Regions from separate parts of the Homo sapiens genome. Here region 2 is linked to region 1. A link is a contact called in ENCODE Hi-C or POLR2A ChIA-PET data. All regions are on one chromosome and are shown on one strand. Each heading gives the region's core, a stretch centred on a gene start or an enhancer-like site at or near the end of the contact. The rest is flanking DNA. Distances are from core to core; before and after follow the strand shown.

Region 1 (5,349 bases), core at 1,571-4,070:
GGAATCAAATTTAAGTGAATTGAGTGCAGGCCTGAGAGTCAGAGCTGGAGTTTTTGGTTGTAGTCCTAGCCCAGTCACTGGAAAGTTGTATCACCTGGCTAGTCATTTCTTTGAGCCTTGGTCTTCTCCTGTCCTCCTCATCTCTCCTGCCTCCTCCACTGTCATCATTTGCTATCCTGTGCTGGACTTTGTTACCCTCTGCCTTCATTACGGTAACTGGACTGTACTACGCTATACATTCCCATGTGGCAGCGTGGCAGCATGTACTGTTTTTTTTTTTTTCTTTTGAGACAGAGTTTCATTCTTGTTGCCCTCGGCTCACCGCAACCTCGGCCTCCTGGGTTCAAGCGATTCTCCTGCTTCAGCCTCCCGAGTAGCTGGGATTACAGGCATGTGCCACCATGCCCGGCTAATTTTGTATTTTTAGTAGAGACGGGGTTTCTCCATGTTGGTCAGGCTGGTCTCGAACTCCCGAGCTCAGGTATCTGCCCACTTCGGCCTCCCAAAATGCTGGGATTACAGGCGTGAGCCACCATACCCAGCCGTACTGTTTTCTGATACATTATTTTATTTAACATTCATAACTTATGACCAGGTGCCGTGGCTCACACCTGTAATCCCAGCACTATGGGAGGCTGAAGCGGGAGAATCGCTTGAGGACAGGAGTTCAAGACCAGCCTGGGCCACATAGTGAGACCTTATCTCTACAAACAATTTAAAAATTAGCTGGGCATAGTGGTATTTGTCTGTAGTCTTAGCTGCTCTAGAGGCTGAGGAAGGATTGCTTGAGCCTGGGAGTCTGAGGCAGCAGTGAGCTAAGATTGTGCCATTGCCCTTTAGCCTGAACAACAGAGCAAGACTCTATCTCAAAAAAAAAGAAAGACTGACTCATAACCTATGAGATCTATGAGATGGATATGGATATGATAAGCTCTACTTCTCTACTTTTCAGCTGATAAAACGGGCTGGAGAAAGAGTGACTGTTGTGTCTAAGGCACTAGTAAGTGGCCAAATATGGATCTGAACCTAGATCAGTGTGATGTCCTATGTACTCTGGTTATTACTGAAAAATGACTTTCGATTAGAATTATTTTGAGAAAGCCCCACTCTAATTTATTATACTCAAGCTAGTATACCCCTCTGAACTAGTGTAGCATCAAAACTAGTATACATTCTCTGCCGCGCGGTGGCTCACGCTGCAATCCCAGCACTTTGGGAGGCTGAGGCGGGCGGATTGACCAGCCTGGCCAGCATGGTGAGACCCTGTCTCTAACTGAAAATACAATAATTAGCTGGGCGTGGTGGCGGGCACCTATAATCCCAGCTACTCGGGAGGCGGAGGCAGGAGAATCATTTGAATCCAGAAGGCGGAGGTTGCACTGAGCCGAAATCACGCCACTGCGCTCCAGCCTGCGCAACAGAGCGAGACTTGGTCTCAAAATAAATAAATAAATAAATAAATAAAAATAAATACATAAATAAATGTAAAAAACACAAAATAAAATAAAGTAGTATACATTCTAAACTAGTAGTATACTCTCCCAATGCATGAAAACAGAAACAACACCTATAATTATCAGTAATTGTTGTTGTGGATCCAAGTATCTATGTAAGAAGCAAAAAACCCACATCAACAGTTGTTGTCATCGTTGTCACAAACTTAATTACTGGCTAGAAATGTCTAGTGCTGCAGCCAAACAGCAGTAGGAGGAGCCTTTCCCATGGCTGAGTGGAAGGAGGGAAACCTAGACTATTTCTGGGTCTGCCTTGAGCTTTCTCTGCCGCCTTGGGCAAGTGACTTTGGCCCTGGGTCAATGTCCTGGAGTAAGATGGGGCTAACACCACTGCACTGATTTGCTGGGACAGGTGGTGGAAAGTGGTGGTCCAGGGCTGGGAGAGGAGAGGAAGGGCAATGTTTCCTAGGAGAAACTGCACTATGCTGGGGCAGCTGCGGTGCTGCAAAGCGCAGGGAGTGTGGCAAGCGGACGAACCTCGTGTCTTGTTTCCTTGTTTTAAGATTGGAGGTGGAGTGGGATGGATGGTCGATCGCCAGCTCTTCCAGCTCTTAAGTGCTCAAGTTCTGCGCCAACCCAGGGGAGCTTGATTGCTTTCACGTGTCTTGGAAACAACTGGCAAAAAAGAATTTCACATAGTCTGGAAAGGGCTTGGGACAGGGACCACTCTTTGCAGACATTTGTCATTCTTTAAACATAATGACATACATTTATTAAGGACTCATAGTCCATAACTAAGACAAAATGAGCTTCAGTTACGTTCCCTAACTCGGTCCACGTTCCTTTAGAACGTCTCAAGCCCGCATGTCACTCATCGCGGAGTCGCAGCCTTCCCCTGGGTTCGGGCGTCTGCGTTAAGCGCCGGCACATCGTGGGGATCCCCGCGTGAGATTTCTCTGCGCCGTCGGAATAGACTGTTCACGGATTCGCGTTAGGATTCCTTATGCTGCAGAACTTCAAAGAAATAAATGTATCAGAATTGCGATGTTTAAGTTCTAATCTATTTAAGCGGGTGGGTCAGCAGAGGGTCAACAGGAAACTTCAAGGTAAATAGTGGCCTCTGGAAAAGGCCCGGTCGCTCACGGCTTCCCCACTGTCTCCCCAGAGCAGACTATTAATTCTTGCGTTTCAGGCAGAACTGCCGCTGCCGGCCCTGCAGCAGAGCTAGGGAGCGGGCAGGGCAGAAACCCAGCCGAGCAAGCTGCAGGCTCGAGTCCCCGCGGGCGGAGAGGCTCGGGCTGGAGCCTCCGGGGCGGTGAGGAGGGGACTCACCGCACTGAGCACAAACTGCTTTCCCCGGGAGCGCCTGCACCCAAAACCCTCCAGTTCGAGGAATGGGATTAAAAGTGACAAAGAAAGGGGAAGGGGGGCTCCGTGGAGACTTCTGGAGGCGTGGAAGGGGCGTCCCCGAGGAGGGGCGACGCAGCCCTGCAGGGTGCTGGGCGGGCGGGGTGAAGGGGGCTGGGGGGCGCCTGGGCCAGGGCTGGTGGGGGCAGACGGCCGCCTGCCCGTGCTGGCACTGGGGCGAGGGGTCCCGCGCCCCCGGAGGGAGGGAGGGAGGGAGGGAAGGAGGGAAGGAGGTCGGCCCCCGAGGGCGGTGGCGGGGGCGCGAGCTGCGGTCCTGCGCTCCGCCCCGCGCGGGTAGCCGGCCGCGCCTCCCCCTGCCGCATGTGCGCGGTGTTGTGTGCCCTGCCCTGCTCCTCCCCCTCCCCTCCCCTCCCCTCCCCTCCCCTCCCGCCGTCCCCTCCCCCAGCGGCCCCGAGCGAGCGCCAGCGCCACACAGCCCCGGGCAGCCGCCGGCGAGCGCGCCGCGACGCCGAACAGGTGGCCGGAGGCTGCGGGCGCCGCGGCGGGGAGAGGCGAGGCAAGCCCCGGGCGAAGCGAGGCGAGGCGAGGGCGGCCGGGCCGGGCATGCGAGCTGAGCGGCCCCCCGGCGTCGCCGCCGCCTGCCCGCGCCCCTAGCCGCCCGCGCGCCCGAGTCCCCAGCGGCTCCTCCGCGCCCAGCGTCCTCGGTCCCGGCCTCGGCTGCTCCGGCTGCGCTCGGCGAGGGGCGCGGGCCCGCCCGCGGCGGCGGCGGCATGAAAGTGACCGTGTGCTTCGGACGGACCCGGGTGGTCGTGCCGTGCGGGGACGGCCACATGAAAGTTTTCAGCCTCATCCAGCAGGCGGTGACCCGCTACCGGAAGGCCATCGCCAAGGTGAGGGGCCGGGGGCGCGGGCGGGGAGGGGGCGGCGGCGGGGACGGCGCCGGGATCAATATGGCGCTTCCTGGAAGGGGGAGGAGAGGCGCAGGGAGGCGGGGAAAGGGAAAGTGCGGCCGGTCGGGCCTCGCGGGCGCCCCCCGCCCCGGACTGCGGGCGCCAAAGTTCTCTGCGCGGGCCGGGGCGCAGCCTCTGGGACACCCAGCCGGGTCCCGCGGCCCCCGCCCTCACCCTCCGCCCGGGAGCTCCGGCCTCGGTAGCGCGGGGCGAGCCGGGCAGCGGCGCATAGGCCGGCCCTGGGCGCCTCCCCGGAGTCTGCAGACCCAGCCAAGCCCCGAGCCAGCGCGCGGGGGGCGCAGGCCGGGAAATCCAGCCCCAGGCCTTTCCCGGCTCCCAGGCCCCGGGGGCACAGGCCGGGGACTGGGAACTTTTGGTGTGAGGAGAGTTTCGTGACTGCCCTTCCGACAGAGGCGGGTTGCGAGCCTTCTGCCTCCTCTCCCTTACTCGGGCGGGGGCGGAACAGCGGCGGGGGGCTTTTCCTCCATGTCCCCTGCTGGTAGGGGCCGGCAGGGGCGGCCCGTCGCGTCCGGGGGCTGCAGGGTTTGGGGAGTCGCCGGCTTGGGGTCGGGGAGGCGTTCCCGGGAGGGCCACCGCTGGCACTTGGCACTCGCTTGCGAGCATTTACTGAGCTGATCCCACTTGCTGGGCTCTGGAAAGCACAACCTTGGAAGAGTCGCGGAATGAAAAGTTTTCCTGCGAGGACCTCAGCTCCTACCTATCCCGGGCTGGTTCCATGTGGCTGGGCTGCGGGGCCGGGCCTGACTTGGGAGTTGAGTGGATTTCCCTTTTTCCTGGTGGACTGATAACATTGTCTCCACTTCACAGCATTCCTCTACTGTGTGTCAGAAGTGAAAAGGCGTTTTGTTAAATTGTTTTACCGACTGTGTCTGTGTTTGACAACAGCCCACGCTGAAGTTTCTCCCAAGCACCCGGGGATATATTTCCTTTGTAGTAGAGTCCTCTTTGGTGGGGAGCGCATTCGTTTGGGTGCAGTATTTCCCATTTGTTCCCGACAGTGGCCTGGCCCCTGTGGGCTTGGGGGCTGCAAATGACGTTGGAAAGTGGCTTGGTCAGCCCTATTGAGCGTACACAGGGTACTCCGGTGGCATCTTCAGTTCTCTCAGAAATTAAGAAGTAAAAGCTTTTTAGACTTTTGTTTTGCTTTTAGTATATATTGGAAAAAATAGCATAAATTTGGCCTTTTAAAGATAATTTTGGGGGACGTTTGGAGACCCGACACAAGGATGGAAGACGTTGGCTTTAGTAGCTCTGTTATGTTCCTTACAGTTGAACTCTTTTATTGAAAATCAAATAAAATTAGTGGGAATTGGGCACCTGTTTATCTTGCAAAGCTGACAAAGGGAAAGAAAACCATCTAAATGGACATTTAGCATTTTTAAGTGTTGTTTATGTGTGACAGTTTATGCTTTAAATGTTCCAAAAGAGTACTCAAATTGTTCAGGCACTCTGGAAACCAACAAAACAAATTGTGCAAGGAAAGAGAAATAAAGTAATATGCACTCTGCAGTACGTCTAGGCTCCTGAATAGGAAGAGGGTGGTCAACATTTTCTTT
Region 2 (5,349 bases), core at 1,857-4,356, 240 kb before region 1:
TCGGGTTCAAGTGATTCTCCTGCCTCAACTTCCCAAGTAGCTGGAACTTACAGGCATGTGCCACCACGGCTGGCTAATTTTTTTTTATTTAGTAGAGACGGGGTTTCACCATGTTGGTCAGGCTGGTCTTGAACTCCTGACCTCAGGTGATCCACCCGCCTTGGCCTCCCAAAGTGCTGGAATTACAGGCGTGAGCCACTGCGCTCGGCTCAGTTTATTCTCTATTATGGATGCTTCACTTTCATTTTGAAGACTCACATCTTTCCCAGTTGTTTCATTTTTAATACGTGTAGTTAATATGTGTTGTGTAAATGTAATTTGTACAGCTAGAATTATGTAAATTATTTTAGAACATTAATTTTGATACATTTTATTGTTGACAGTGAAAATGATTATTGCTTTTCAAGTAAAAATATTTTTCCTCTTTATATAGAGAGTTTTGGAGTCAGAAGAACAAGTACTTGTTATGTATCATAGGTACTGGGAAGAATACAGCAAGGGTGCAGACTATATGGACTGCTTATATAGGTGAGTGTGCCTTTAAAATCTAGACAAGCTAAGCAGCGTTGCCTGCATTCAGTAGTTGACAGGATAATTTTTTTATTGCCTATTTCTCATTCACATATGCAAAACTAAAGCATTCTCTCTGACATGGACTTTTCTCTGCTGTGGGGAAAGGTCTATAGTCAGGGTAAGGTGGGTATTTAGGAGCCAGGGAGTGTGTGGAACGTTCTGTGAAAAGTAAAACTGTACTCGATTGCATGGCTCTGTTTCTTCTGATTGTTTACAACCTGTAGCACATGTTTAATCTCAACAGAGATCAATGTGAAAATTCAACTTGCATGAAACTTAGTGGGAAAATCTCAGCTCATGTCCCCTCGATATGTTCTTATTTGACTCTAGCATTCAGTATTTTATGTTTGATGCAAACGATGTTAGATAAATTACTGGGTTATTTTCCCCTTGAAGTTCTGCATTCCCCATGGTCTAGGCATATTGAATTACTTGTAGTTTCCTAATGGCCCATGGTCTCTCCCATCTTCCTGCCTTTCCTGGTGCTGTTCCATCTGCCTGGATTGCTTCTCTTTCTTTTTCTATTTTTCTTTCTTTTATTTTGTCCTTTTTTTTATTTTTTATTTTTTGAGGCAGGATCTCACCTAGGCTGCAGTGTAGTTGCATGATCTCAGCTCACTGCAGCCTCAGCCTCCTGGGCCCTAGCAATCCTCCCACCTCGAACACCCTTCTCCCCAGTTGCTGGAACAACAGGTGTGCACCGCCATGCCTGGCTAATGTTGTTCATTTTTTGTAGAGATGCTGTCTCACTATGTTGCCCAGGATGGTCTTGAACTCCTGAGCTTAAGCAGTCCTCCCTCCTCAGTCTCCCAAAGTGCTGGGATTACAGGCATGAGCCACTGTGCCTGGCTAAATTAGTACTATTAAATTGGTGCTATTTGTGAACTTTTAGTAAATGTTGCAGCCTATTTAATATGTGTTTGTGTATGTGTGTGTAAAATGATATGAGTTAGTTAGTATCTCTGTTTTTTACAGAGGAAGAAAGCAATGCTGAGAGCATGATTTTGTTGAAGGTCACTCAGCTAATGAATCACAAAGGCAGGATTTAAACCCAGATCAGTCTGAATCCAAAGCCCATCCATTTAACCACTTCATTCTACCATAATCTTGTTCCAGAAACATGGTATTTCACTTAAGTAGATTCTATTCTCAATCTTCTTGTACAGGCATACTTTGGAGATGATGTGGGTTCAGTTCCAGACCACCACATGTAAAGGGAATATTGCAGTAAGACAAGTCACACAAGTTGTTTGGTTTCCCAGTGCATATAAGTTATGTTTATGCTATACTGTAGTCTGTTAAGTGTGCAGTAGCATTGTCTAAAAAAATGTGCACAACTTAATTTAAAATTACTTTATTGCTAAAAAAAATGCTGTTGATCATTTGAGCCTTCAGCAAGTTGTAATCCTTTTGCCAGTCTTCTTACCTCGGTGTTGATGGCTGCTGACTGATCATGGTGGTGGTTGCTGAAGGTTGGGGAGGCTGTGGCAATGTCTTAAAATAAGACAACAATGAAGTTAGCTGCATCAGTTGACTCTTTCTTCACAAAAGATTTCTCTCTAGGGTGCAATGCTGTTGGATAGCATTTTACCTGCAGTAGAAATTCTTACGAAATTGGAGTCAGTCCTCTCAAACCCTGCCACCACCTTATCAGCTAGGCTTATGTAATATTTGAATCCTTTGTTGTCATTTCAACAATGTTCATACCGTCTTATTAGGAGTAGATTCTGTCTCAAGAAACCACTTTCTCATCCATAAGAAGCAACTCCTTATCCATTCAAGTTATATCATGAGATTGCAGCAATTCAGTCCCATCTTCAGGATCCACTTCTGAGTTCTCTTGATGTTTCCACCACACCTCCAGTCACTTCCTCCCCTGAAGTCTTGACCCCCTAACTCATCCATGAGGGTTGGAAGTGTTAACTGAATTGAGTGACTGAGGCAGCTGTCTCAATCAAGGTTTATTGAGCTAGCTTAAGGATGCTCCCAGGAAAAACGCAAGGCACAGATGCATCTGTGGCTGTTTTGTCCAAAGAGGTTCTTAGGAGGGTTAGTGTTTATACATTTTCCTTAAAACATGAGGGGTGGTGGCAGTGAGGCAAATGGTTACCTACTTGTGAGACTAATTAATGCCCAGTAAATCTACATTTTATATAAGATAAACCTTTGAAGCAAAAGGAAATAGAAGAAGAAAACAGTTGTGCAGACATCTCAGGGAAGGAATGATTACTCTCATCTTGCCTTTGCTCTGTGCCTGGGAATTATCAGCTAAGAATCGACACTTATCAGGTGGATGCTAGCAGACCTTAGGTTTTAGGAACTAGACTTTAGACTACAGATCTGGAGTTACAATGGACCTGTCCTTGTGTTATGGGAGGATTTACATTTTAATGGTTTCGAGGCTAGCAAAGAATTTACGAATGAGTGACTTTTTGAGGCGGGTTAGTCATCAGGAAATGGCTGAGGCTTTTTGCCTTACCACGGGGGTCTGGCTAATATATAATGTTTCGACACAAACTTGTAAGAGTTATTCGTCCAGGAAGAGGATGGCCATTTAGCATGACTCAGCCTCCAAGGTTAAATTCCTGTTTTGGCATAGGAGTTTTGGGAATCCTGAGATTTTATTTCCCTTTATAGAATCAGCATCTTCTAATCACCTGTTCATAATGATATTTAGACCTTCTCCCATGAATCATAAATGTTCTTTTTTTAAAAATTTTATTACTAATTTTTGGGACCGAGTCTCGCTGTTTCCCCGGCTGGAGTGCAGTGGCACAATCTTGGCTCACTGCAGCATCCGCCTCCCAGATTCAAGTGATTCTCCTTCCTCAGCCTCCTGAGTAGCTGGGATTACTGGCACGCGCCACCACACCTGGCTAATTTTTGTATTTTTTTTTAGTAGAGATGGGGTTTCACCATGTTGGCCAGGATGGTCTCGAACTCCTGACCTCGAGTGATCCACCTGCCTCAGCCTCCCAAAGTGCTGGGATTACAGGCGTGAGCCACTGCGTCCAGCCCATGTCTTTATTAAGAAGCAAATATGTGGTTAATAAATTTGATTGTAAAATACTACAGTGACTTATAAAATAAGAATGGTGTCCATATTAAAATGAAAAATGGCACTGTTTATATTTTAAATTGTGACTTTATTTTCTTTTTTTCTTTTTTTTTTTTTTCAGACGGAGTCTTGCTCCGTCGCCCAGGCTGGAGTGCAGTGGCACGATCTCGGCTCACTGCAACCTCCGCCTCCTGGGTTCAAGTGATTCTCCTGCCTCAGCCTCCTGAGTAGCTGGGATTACAGGCAACCACCACCATGCCTGGCTAATTTTTGTATTTTTTTAGTAGAGACGGGGTTTCACCATGTTGGCCAGACTGGTCTCCTGACCTCAGGTGATCTGCCTGCCTCAGCCTCCCAAAGTGCCAGGATTACAGACATGAGCCACCGTGCCTGGCCATGACTTTATTTTAAAACATTGTATTTCAAGCTTAAATTTACCAAGAGTAAAAATCTGCAATAAGAAAGACATAGTTAATGTAAGTTAGTTTAAATTTTATTCTGTGAGGAAAAGATAATACTGGTTTGTCTTTGCAGATACAAAGCATGTAAAGCTGCACTAAATCAATACCTGGCTCAAGAATATACATCTAGATCTTTGGAATGGATTAGTGAATGCAGGCCTGATCTGCAGATTTAGCATCTGCTTCTATGCTAGGCAGTTTACACTTATTATGTAGGTAAAGGAAGCTCCTGTAGAATTCTGAATAGGAAAGTAACATCCTGACAGCAGAATTTTTAGATGAATTAAAGATGCCAGAAACTGAAGTAGAGCCCAGTCATAAAAGTGTTCCACATAATCGGGGCAGAGGGTCAGCAAGTAGATTGGAAGTCAAAGGAAGTAGTGAGAGGAAGTGATGCATACTTTAGGAAGACAGGAAGACTGACTGATTAAAGCAGGCAAAATGGAAGGATGAGATAAGTGATTCTGATGTTTTAGGCGAGGTTACTGGAATGGTCTTGGTGCCAGTGACCAGAAAAGAAAACTGGTTTGGAGCAGATTCCGTATTGGAAGGCATATGTAAATGGTAATATGACAATTAAGTACCCTCTACTGAGGGAGCACCGCTCCTGACGAAATCTTATATTTGTTTGTATATTGTACCACAGAGTGAGCTCTGTGTGGGCAGAGACCATATTTTTGCTTTTCATCTTTGTGTTTCCAGTGCCTCATGTTGACCTGGCACACGATATACCCTCAGCCGATGTTGAATGGGAGTGGAAGACCTCTCCTGAGTTTCTGTGCCAGCCCTGCCACTTAGGAGCCGATTGACCTTTGGCAAGCTCTTTAACCTCTCTAGGCTGCAGCTTTCTTATGTATAAAATGATCATAGGAGTACCACATACATCTGTCTTATAGTATTCAGCCACATAAAATGCTTAGGGCTGTGTCTGACAGGTGATCTCAATAAATGTTAGTGATTACTTTTATTTCCTGGTATTCATGGCTTTTATGATCTGGCTGCAGGCTGCTTTTCCAGGTTTGTGTTCTACTGTTAGCTTTTGCTATCCTTGCTGTCTGGAATGTTATCCATTTATTTATTCAGTAATTATTTTTTGAGGACTTGACTTTTGCCTGCCACTACTGTGGATGCTGTCTACAAGAGGAGGTTCTTGCTTTGTATACTGTACATTCTAGAGAGAAGATGAATGCACAAAAAAAGAAACCAATAAAAGCATAGGATTATTTCATATAGTAGCAATTACTGTGAAGAAAGTAA

What was found. A loop is a pair of places that touch in the nucleus more often than their neighbours do. ChIA-PET counts read pairs that join two places held with the same protein, here RNA polymerase II (POLR2A). Pooled maps may share reads with other maps.
Region 2: a pooled map shows a loop between it and region 1 (2.0-fold over the local background). The contact joins the enhancer-like site here to the promoter of PARD3-DT in region 1. A Hi-C loop is called at or near these places in 1 of 50 pooled maps. POLR2A ChIA-PET finds 5 or more read pairs at or near these places in 3 of 52 experiments (BJ, RWPE1 and WTC11).

The regions. Positions count from the first base shown.
Region 1 is chr10:34,813,239-34,818,587 of GRCh38, reverse strand. PARD3-DT (PARD3 divergent transcript) reads right to left here and starts at 2,820. Exons shown (of 2, transcript NR_108043.1): 1 at 2,787-2,820; 2 at 2,166-2,468. PARD3 (par-3 family cell polarity regulator) reads left to right here and starts at 3,292. Exons shown (of 25, transcript NM_001184785.2): 1 at 3,292-3,712. The coding sequence starts at 3,593. RefSeq lists silencers at 2,944-2,993, 3,084-3,253, 3,774-4,053.
Region 2 is chr10:35,056,053-35,061,401 of GRCh38, reverse strand. CUL2 (cullin 2) reads left to right here. Exons shown (of 21, transcript NM_003591.4): 4 at 434-528. Among named protein-coding and RNA genes, the nearest start is that of MIR3611, 21 kb to the left of the region's middle. Within about 2 kb of position 3,106, at least 4 of the 41 ENCODE cell types and tissues checked have a DNase peak (open chromatin) inside an H3K27ac peak, as active enhancers do.